2 separate regions of the Homo sapiens genome follow, and region 2 is linked to region 1. The links are chromatin contacts, found by Hi-C in ENCODE. All regions are on one chromosome and are shown on one strand. The core of a region is the stretch at or near the end of the contact, and the rest is flanking DNA. Distances in the headings are between cores, read along the strand shown.

Region 1 (5,246 bases), core at 734-3,233:
CTGAGGTCAGCAGTTCAAGATCAGCCTGACCAACATGGAGAAACCCTGTCTCTACTAAAAATACAAAATTAGCCCGGCATGGTGCTGTGCACCTTGTAATCCCAGCTACTCGGGAGGCTGACACATGAGAATGGCTTGAACTCGGGAAGATGAGGTTGCGGTGAGCCGAGATCATGCCACTGCACTCCAGCCTGGGCAAAAAGAGCAAAAAAAAAAAAGAAAGGAAGAATATAAAAACACACAGGACATTAAAACCACAGAGTAAACATGATTTAATTTTGATAGCCCTGACTCAGAGCAGAACTAGACGGTAGGAAAAACTATGTTTGAGCCCATGTAATAATCTAAAAGATGTCTATTAAAATAAATCTTATTTTATTCTTTGAATACATTAAGAAGCTGACCTGTAATCTCACTCTTGTTCTTGTTCTTAAAACCGTCAAATGCACAATGAAACTCCCCAAGTGTATTAATTTGAACCCTCTGGTTGTTTGGATTGTGGATAAACATAATAAGTCAAAATTTATTCTCCTCTCATTAATGGAAAACTATAAACCACTTGATTGCTTTGAAGAAGTACCCTCCAGCAAGGTAAGTGTTAAACCTTATCCTAGGAAAAGACAAATACTATGTAAACATTAACATGCATGCCCTGTTTCGCACTGGTATGCCAATTGTCACTTCCCTCTTCTGTTATTTAGGATAGAACAAGATGATATCCAAATAGATTATGCTGGAATATTCTATAATCCTTTCCCAAGGGAAAAAGTGTGGTGTCCAGGTAACCCTGTGTATTTCATTTAAATCACATGAATGAAGATTAGATCCAGTCACCCCTCAGCCTATCCCTGAGGCCTACCCTGGCCCTCTCTTTTGCAGTAAACCTTTGTTACTGCAAAACCATTTGCAAATAAACAAGGTGAGCGGATCTGGACTGGTGCTGTGCAAGCAACGGGACACCGGTGCAAAGCCTAGCCCCGCCTTGCAAAGCTAGCGTTACAGAGGCAGGGCTGACACCGGGCCCAGCCGGGACCCAAGCCAGCTCCACCGCCCACTGGAGACGCCCCCACCCCACCACCGAGCGCTACCCCCCGGGGATCCCCGACAGACCGCGGCAGGACCCCGCCTCGATCTGCTGGCGCCCGGTCCCTCCCCCAGGACACTTTCAAGCGGAGTCCCCCTTCCTCCGATAGAAGAAACCCCTGGGCCTTTGACCGAGGTTAGCCAGGCAGGCAGGGCGTCGGACAAGCCCAACGAGCCCACGAACTCGCAGCCCGCCTCCGGCGAATCTTGCAGCCCTGCCGGCCGACCCTTCAGGTCGCTGCCAATCCCGGAGCTGCGCGTGCGCAGCGAGTCCCGGCTGCGAGGCCCCTGACTCGCCAACTCTGCTGCTGAGCATGCGCAGCACACCCCAGGCAACAGAAACGGACCGCCGACCCCCACCAGCCCCGCTGCTGAGCATGCGCAGCCCACCCCAGGCGCCGGAAGCCGACCGCCAACCCCGTAAACTTCGCTGCTGAGCATGCGCAGCACACCACAGGCGCTGGGGGCTGACCGCCGACCCCTCAACGCCGCTGCTGAGCATGCGCAGCACACCCAGGCGCCGCGCAGGAGGCCCTGACCACCCAGCCCCACTGCTGAGCATGCGCAGCCCACCCCAGGCACCGGGAGCCGCCACGAACCCCCAAATCCCGCTGCTGAGCATGCGCAGCATGCCGCGGCTCCCAGGCCGCTGCCCGGCACCTGGAGGAGGCTGGGCTGTGCGCGGCGTTTGGGGGTCGGCGTCGCCCGCACGCTCTGCGAGGCTTGGGCTCGCGTACCTTCCAGTAGAGCACCCCGAGCCGCCGCAGCTGCTCCAGGCCCACTGGGCGGCCGGGGTCGGGGCGGTGGGGTTGCCGCGGGTCGCCCGGGGCGTCGTCCATATACCAGGCCTGCACCATGACGCGCAGTGCGGGTGCCGTGTTCGAACCCAGGGGCCGCGCTCGGAGCCCGTCGGCCGCGCTTTATCTTATAGGGAGGCGTGGACGCGCATGGGAGCCGGGATTGGGCGGCTGGTTGGAGGCAGGGCCGGCGCGGGGGAGGCCCCACGGCTCCGCTGTTTTCGGAAGCAAAGGCATTCAAGCCCCGACCCTGTCCTGGGCACCCTCGGACCTGCCTGAGGCCCGCGGCCCGGGGCCAGCCGTTCGCCAGACGCGCCGGGCAGGTGAAGCTCACCGTAGGCATCGCACGTGCCTTGTGTGTGCTGCCGCGGTCTCCCTGCACCTTCAGAGCAATCTTGTGAGGCAAACGACGTTAAACGTGTTTAGAGTATGGAAAGCAAATGCAAAAAAAAAAAAAAAAGAATAAGGATTTTGTTAAGCTCATGCAGTCCATATGGGCACAGTTGAGACTTCACAGCTCGGATCCCAGGTGAGACATTGTCCTCCACCTCCCCGCTCGCCAGACTTTTGCAGTGTCGGCATTCTGCAGTGCTACCCTGTACTTTTTAAACTTCCTCTTGTTTCCTCTTTTCATCGTTTCTCCCTTCCCCATACACTGTAATGTGCTAGTCTTAGAATAAAAACAAGCTTCCCCTATCCCATTCTGAATTTTTCAATGTAGCTAATAAAGTCCAGCCGCTTGACCATCCTAGATGTCTTTTCAAACCAACGAGTTGAAAAAGATCAGATTATCTCAGCCATTCCCTCAGTCTCTTTAACAAATAACGATAAAGCAGACAGGATTTAAATGAGACTGCTGTAAGAGCACAACCCCAATGCATGCAATTGACTCTTGAACTTCCAGAAATATTGCAAGAAAAATACACACTTATTTCATTTCTGTTCCCTTGCTCTAATGGCTTTGCAAATACATCCTCCTTAGAGAGCCTACCTCTCCACCTCTTCACTTGACCAGTTACTACTCATCCTTCAAGAACACACCTTAGACGCCATTGCCCATTTTTCTGCAGCACTCATGACAAACCTTCATGCAAGAATCTAATGGCAATCTCGCACCTCGCATTTTCTCCTTAAGCCACTGCAATAAGGCTTCGCTTCTCACCACTGGGGAACTGCTAATGACTGCCATATTGCCAGATCCAATCATGGCACTTCTGTTCTTACCAGCAACATTCGTCACAGTTGCCCACGCCCTTCTTGAAACATTTTCTCATTTTCCTTCATGAGGGCATCTTGGCTGCTCCTTCCCAGGCCCCTCCTAGCTCCTGCTCCTCTAACCACTGGTTAGTGGAGCGTTCCAGACTCTCCTCGTCCTGTTCCTATCCACTCACTCCAGGCGACTTTCCATGCTGTGCTGCCGGCTCCTGCAGCCACATCTCCAACCTGGACCTCATTCCAGAACCTCAGGCTTGAGTATCCAGTTGGTGTTGTCACATACATGGCTAATCAGTGTGTCAAACCTAACATGGCCAAAACAACTGATTCCCCACACACACCCCCAAACATGCTTCTCCCTAACCTTTCCCGTCTCAGTGAACGGCAGCACTGACTGCCCAGTGGCTTAATAAAAAAATCTAGGTGTACTCTCAGTTTTGCTTTTCCTCACCCTCAAGATCCAATCCAATCTATCAGCAAGTCATGTTGCTTTGACCTTCGAAACACACCGCAAATCCATTCACTTCTCTCCAGCCCAACTCTTTCTGCAGTCTTTTCTTGCCTGATGGAATTGACTACTGAAATTCCCCCTCCTCACACCGCTTCCATTTTTGCCCCAGTGCAATCCATTCTATGCACAGCACCCAGAGTGACCTTTTAAAAATAGGAGCCAGATGCCAGGCACTGTGGCTCACGCCTGTAATTCCAGCACTTCGGGAGCCCAAAGAGGGTAGATCACTTGACCAGCCGAGGCAACATGGTGAAACCCCGTCTCTACTAAAAGTACAAAAATTAGCTGGCCGTGGTGGTTTGCACCGCTAGTCCCAGCTACTCTGCAGGCTGAGACAGGAGGATTGCTTGAGCCTGGGAGTCTGAAGTTGCAGTGAGTTGAGATTGTACCACTGCACTGTAGCCTGGGTGACAGAGCAAGACTCTGTCTCAAAAAACAAACAAACAAAAAAACATGGAATCCAGTCAAGCCCCTTTTCTGCTTCAACCCTCCTTTCTATAGCCTCGGCCTGACCACCTCACAGCCCATCGCCCTCCTTTCTTGTTCTCTGTCCTCCAGATACTTTGGCCTTTCAGTGTATTTGAGTCATATGCTCCTCCTTCCTTTGGGCCCTTCACCCATGCAGTTTTTCCACTGAAAATGCTCTTCCTTCCTCCAAGTACTTTTCTCCTATACAAAATTCTAATTTCAGCTTAACTATCCCTTTCGTAGAGAAGCCTTCTCTGACCACTCCCTAGACAACTAGATGGGCTCTCCGTGTGAAACACTGCCATGGTGCTAGCTTAGAGTTTGTAAGGACATGTTGACTTGATGTCTTTTCACCAAAGGACTGACCACTCCATGTGTTGTTTGGTACTTGCTGAATGAATGGATTTGTCTGTATTGCTGAGTGCCGCATATACCTTGAGGTCAGAGAATGTGTCTTATTAGTCCTTCAGTGCTTGGTACATAGTAGACAATTTTTTTAAAAGTTTGTTGAATGAAGGGATAGGATGAGGAACACTCCAAATAGTCTTTACTGTCTTACTGTAACTGCACTCCTATCTCATATCTAATGCTTCTCATTTACTAGAAAATAGTAGTACTAGGCTGGGTGCTGTGGCTCATGCCTGTAATCCCAACACTTTGGGAGGCCAAGGTGGGAGGATCACTTGAGGCCAGGAGTTCCAGATCAGCCTGGGCAATACAGCAAGACCCCATCTCTACAAAAAATATTTTTATTAAAAAGAAAATAGTAATTGTGACAATAATAATAGTAGTGTGTGCTGGGTAACATTTTAAAGATTTGATGCATATTATTATTTTTACTCCTCATGATTACACTGTGAAGTTGGTATGACTTATTATCCACATTTTAAAGATGAGACATGGGAGGCTGAGGCAGGAGGACTGCTTGAGCCCAGGAGTTTGAGACCAGTCTGGGCAACACAGCAAGACCCCATATCACTTAAAAACAAATGAGACAACTAGGACACAAACAGGTGAAGTAACTTATGGTCACACAACCAGAAGTGACAAAGCTGGTATTTGAGCTTGGGGAGCCCAGCCCAACAGCCTGTACACATAACTGCTAAAATCGAGTACAAGAAGTAATGATGTGGGTTTCATCCCATCGTAGAATAAACTTCATCTTGAAATTG
Region 2 (5,337 bases), core at 1,507-4,006, 5.3 Mb after region 1:
ATTGAGACAGGGTCTGGCTCTATTGCCCAGGATGGAGTGCAGTGGCACATTCATAGCTCACTGCAGACTCAAACTCCTGGACTCAAGCGATCCTCCTGCCTCACCCTCCCTGAATAGCTGGGACTACAGGTGCATGCCAACACACCCAGATCATTGTTTACATTTTTAATTTTTGTAGAGACAGGACTTGCTATATTGCCGAGGCTGCTCTTGAACTCCTAGCCTGAAGTGATCCTCCTGCCTTAGCCTCCCAAAGCACTGAGATTACAGGTGTGAGCCTGCATGCCCAGCCTTGAACTAATTTATTAAGGGCTGTCTCTCTCCTTCATTCTTACATCCCCAGAACCTATTACAGATCTAGAACAGGTAGAAACTTAATAGATAACCATCAAATTAAATAACTGCATAGGTATGCTAAAGATACCTCTTCTGAAGGACTTTGCCCACCCACAGCCCCTGCTACCCTCAACAGCCATGTTCTCTAGCATCAGCCATTCCCAGGGATGGGCATATGATCTGTGGCATGAAACTGTTGAAAAAGATAAGCTGGGCCAATCAGACTTCTCTCTCTAGAACTGGGAATTAGAAACCAGAGACTGGGCCAATCAATATGGGTCACACATAAAATGATACAGTTCTGAGACAGCCAATCAGCAAAGAGAGAATACAACAGATATGAACAGAAAAGAGACTCCTCCTAAGTAAGAGAACAAATGTGGCCCCTAAGAGGAGGTCAGGGCTGCAGTGAGCCAAGATCACACCACCTGCACTCCAGCCTGGGCAACAGAGCCAGACCCTGTCTCAAAAAAAAAAAAAAAAAAAAAAAGTTGCCCCAGGGAGATGTAGAAAATGGAGGTACCTGGGATCCTGACTTCTTTCTGACTCTCATTCAATCCTATTATCTCCTTTTCCTTGAAGTAAAAGGTTTAAGTTTCTACTGTCTTCTAAACAGCCCTGACAAATACAGTAGCACATAAAATGGAGAAACTGACCGTTCTTGAGCAAAAGCAGGAAGAAGGGGATGGCACATTCATACATGATCCTATAAAAATTAATCTGGCAGTGTATGTGACCCAGACTGGAAAAATACAAAGAATCAGGGCCCTAGATACCAGTCAAGGAATCACCAGACAGTACACAAGAGAGGCAGTGGGAATAGAGAAGAAATGAGGGATATTAACTTGAAAAATATAAAATCCCTGACATTTGAACTTTCTGAACTACCAAAATATCCAGAAGAGATATTCTGGATATAAAGATAAAACTATGTGACTGGTTGGAAAAGAAAACAGGTGGAAGATGACCAGATGCCCAGCATAGGTGACTGAAGAATGGAGCTGCCCTTAACCAAAAAAAAAAAAGCAGGAGAAAGAGCAGACTTTTCTCTACTTAAGTTATGCCTCCTCCCTTCCACCACCCCAGCTGGGCGAATGGGGCTTTGGCCAGGCTGAATTTGAAGTGTCCCAAAAGAACTAGGTTGGAGAAACCCACCCAATACTTGGAAAAAGATACCGTTCACACTGTGTGTGAATGATCTGGAAATTATTCACACAAAGGGTGTAGAACAAGGATTCTCAAACTTGTGTGCACCAAAATTATTTGGGAAGCTTGTCAAATACACATATCCCTTGAGCTCCTCCCCGGGAGAATCCCATTCCCTAGATCTGGGGTGGTGCCCAGAAACTGACATTTTAACAAGCACCCCAAAATGATTCTGATGAAAGTAGTCCATGCTAGTAAAGCTAGAAGAGAACAAAGAACACACCTGGCCACGGCATTTCCCAACCTGGGCTCTGCACTCAATACCCCACGGTGGTTTAAAAAGGTGTAGATGTCTGGTCCTCAGTGTTGTCAAAATGTGGACAGGAACGAACCTGAAGGGGTGATTCCCGAGCCACACCTCAGGCCGAAGGAATGGGAATCTCTAAAACGCTAAGAAATCTACATTTTTAACAAGCGCCCATAGGGAGCAGAGATGGCTGCATAGTTATTCATAAAAAAATTTTTCATCGGTTTAAACCTGTCAACTTGAAAGAATAAAAATTCCAACATTACAAAGTGATGAAGAAATTATTTCCCTATAAATAAATCTTGGAGGCGTGGAAATCAATGGCTTGCACTATTTTGCCAGGCGTTTAAAAGCCTGCACAGGACAATGGAGCAATGGAGCCCACGATAAAAGCAAGGGAGAAAACAACACCTCCCGGCCCGTGGAAGCCTAGGAGGAGGAACCTAGAAAGACTAGCGGTACCAGCTAAGGGGGCTCTCAAGGTGGTGGATGTGCCAGAGGCTGCTTGGCAAAAGAAAAAAAACGGTTTTACCAACACCCTTCACCCCAACCCACCCGAGGGGCCCCTCAGGAGACAGACCACCAGAGACTCCAAGGTCGGAGACCTTCCCGGCGCTCCAGGAAACGCGGACTCGCCCCGAAAGCCGGGGCCCGAGCGTCCGGGGCCCGCGCCATGCCCTCCCCGGGACCCCCGGTCCGAGCTCGCCCCTTCCGCGCACTCCTCGGCTGTCCCACCTCCCCGCCCGACTCCCCGAGCCCGGCCTCGCCCCCGACTCCTCCCCAATCCCGCGGCAAAGCTTCGCGGACCGGCCTCCACACTGACGGTCTCCCAACCTGGTCCTCAGCTCCGGCGGAACGGGCCCGCTCGGCTGCAGGCGATGTCAGAGGACGGGGAAGCAAGAGACGGCGACTGCAAGCGCGTCGCCCTCACCACACCCGGCGGCCATATTCTTCCCTCTCCGCGAACTGACAGATCACGTGCCCTGGGTAGGGGAGGGACTCCGGGTTGCCACGCCCCCTGGGCGTGGAGGGGAGGGGCGGGGCGGGGCGTAGAGCAGGCGGGGCTGGAGGGGCCGCGGGGCGGGGACACCCAGGACAAGCGCCCCAGGCAAGGTTTTTCAGTGTCAATGTCACTCTTATTACAGTTAATTTATTATCCCTATTTTCCATTATAATCAAGCTTATTCAGAGAAATAAACATCAATTATATCTTCAGAAGAAACTGCACATACATAAGAAATGAAAGCCCGCTCAGCAGCCTTCTTCCGGATCCAGGAGCGAGACCTCTGCCTTTCGCGGGGCCTGTAGTTCACACTCCTTCCAGGTCTCCCAGCACCTCCCCTCACCTCCTTCAGCCTCCACATTCCTAGGCCTTGCTGCCAACAAGCGTCAATCTTGATTTTTGAAAAGGTCCAAGGATGATTACGACGTGCGTAGGTTGCGAACCATCGAAAAGCACCCACCAATGTGTCAACCTGGCAACTCAGGAAAAAGCCAATAAGGAGCCTGACTTCATCAGAAGTTGGTGCGGGGTGGGGACAATGGCTCACTCCTGTAATCCCAGCATTTTGGGAGGCCAAGACGGAGGATCACTTGAGCTCAGGAGTTTGAAACCAGCCTGGGCAACATGGAGAGACCTCTTCTCTACAAAAAAAAAAAAAAAAAAAAAAAATACAAAAATACAAAACTTAGCCAGGCGTGGTGTTGCACACCTGTAGTCCCAGCCACTTAGGAGACAGAGGTGAGAGGATCACTTGAGCCCAGGAGTTCGAGGCTGCAGTGAGCTGAGATCACACCACTGCACTTCAGCCAGGGCAACAGGGCAAGATCCTATCTCCAAACAAACAAACAAACAAACAAAAACGGAAGTTGGTGTGCCCCTCATGAAACAAGGAGCGAACACCCCAACGTGTACAGTGGAGTCCTAAATGGTGTGATTTCTTCGATAATGACTTGCTAAGGCCAGCCACTGTTGTAAACAGGGCAGGGTGGGTCAGGCGTTGGGGGTTAGAAGTATGGTAGGTGTATTAGCCCGTTTTCACACTGCTATAAAGAACCACCTGAGACAGGGTAATTTATAAAGAAAAGAGGTTTAATTGACTCACAGTTCTGCATGGCTGGAGAAGCCTCAGGAAACTTAAAATCATGGCGGAAAGGGAAGCAAACACGTCCTTCGTCACATGGCTGCAGGAAGAGAGGTGCCCAGCAAAAGGGTCAAAAGCCCCTTTTACATCCAACAGATCTCGTGAGAATTCACTCACTATCACGAGAACAGCACGGGGGAAACCGCTGACGTGATCCAATCACCCCCGACCAAGTCCCTCCCTTGACACGTGGGGATTATGGGGAATACAATTCGAGATGAGATTTGGGTGGGGTCACAGAGCCAAACCATATCAGTAGGATATAAGGATGAAGCCAACCTTAGAGTAGGGGAGAAGACAAGGAAACAGGTTAAATGTGCGTTATTTAGCACAGCCTTTCTGAGTCCTGACCATGTCCTAGGCACAGTGCAGTAAGGAGGTAAGCACAGAGGATGGAGTTACCAACTCTGCTTGGGGTCCACTAGGAAGGTTCACAAAAGAAGGGACCCCCCCCCCCCGCACCTCCAGCTGTATCTGAAGTATAGTTTGTCCATCACATCAGTTGGATGGGGCTAGGAAGAATGTCCAGGTCGGGGAACAACACTTTGGAAAAGAATAGAGATGAGAAGGAGGGTGGCCCAAAGTTCCAGGAACTGTCAATATTTGCCAGCCTTGGGGCTGGGGTGGCAGCATGGGAGGGGGCAGTAGATGGAGCAGGGGTCAGCCTCTGAAGGGCCTTGAGTGTTAAGTACCATTTGGGAATTTGTTCTAGGGAAATAGAAGGCCACTGAAGGGATTAGAAGAGTATCAAATTTGTCCTATGGAAATAGAAGGCTGCCTCCCCCAGCATCCACTACCCTTCCCACCACCCCCCAACCCCATCTTTCCTCAGCCTCCAGCTGTTTCCCTCAATCCCCTCCATCCTCCTCTTATCCTCTCACTGCTTCCTCCACCCTCTGCCCCCACATCCTCCCCCAACTCTCCCCACACCCCTCTTCCTCCCATCCCCCCCTCTGTCCTCCCGTCTTCCTCCAGCCACCCAAGCCTCTCCAATCCTCCCACCACTTCCCCTAGTCCTCCTTCTGTCCTCCCTCATCCTCTTCCCTCCCTCTCTTGGTAGCACAGTTTAGCACTCCCTCCTGGAAATATTTCTTTTTTTTTTTTTTGGAGACAGAGTCTCGTTCTGTTGCCCAGGCTGGAGTGCAGTGGTGCGATCTCAACTCACTGCAAGCTCTACCTCCCGGATTCACGCCATTCTCCTGCCTCAGCCTCCCGAGTAGCTGGGACTACAGGCGCCCGCCACCGCGGTCGGTTAATTTTTTGTATATTTAGTAGAGACGGGGTTTCATCGTGTTAGCCAGGATGGTCTCGATCTCCTGACCTCATGATCCGCCCGCCTCAGCCTCCCAAAGTGCTGGGATTACAGGCGTGAGCCACCGCGCCCGGCCCCCTCCTGGAAATATT

Evidence for each region. A loop is a pair of places that touch in the nucleus more often than their neighbours do. Pooled maps may share reads with other maps.
Region 2: a loop to region 1 is called in a pooled map, with 22 times the contacts of the local background. The contact joins the promoter of KIDINS220 here to the promoter of ADI1 in region 1. A Hi-C loop is called at or near these places in 5 of 50 pooled maps.

The regions. Positions count from the first base shown.
Region 1 is chr2:3,517,548-3,522,793 of GRCh38, forward strand. It overlaps ADI1 (acireductone dioxygenase 1), which reads right to left and starts at 1,984. Exons shown (of 4, transcript NM_018269.4): 1 at 1,821-1,984. The coding sequence starts at 1,940. LOC124907725 (a long non-coding RNA gene) reads left to right here and starts at 1,999. Exons shown (of 2, transcript XR_007086195.1): 1 at 1,999-2,409. RefSeq lists silencers at 891-1,090, 1,571-1,630, 1,711-2,030, 2,101-2,230 and enhancers at 1,650-2,171, 2,172-2,692.
Region 2 is chr2:8,834,857-8,840,193 of GRCh38, forward strand. KIDINS220 (kinase D interacting substrate 220) reads right to left here and starts at 2,757. Exons shown (of 30, transcript NM_020738.4): 1 at 2,624-2,757. RefSeq lists silencers at 2,814-2,873, 2,884-2,933.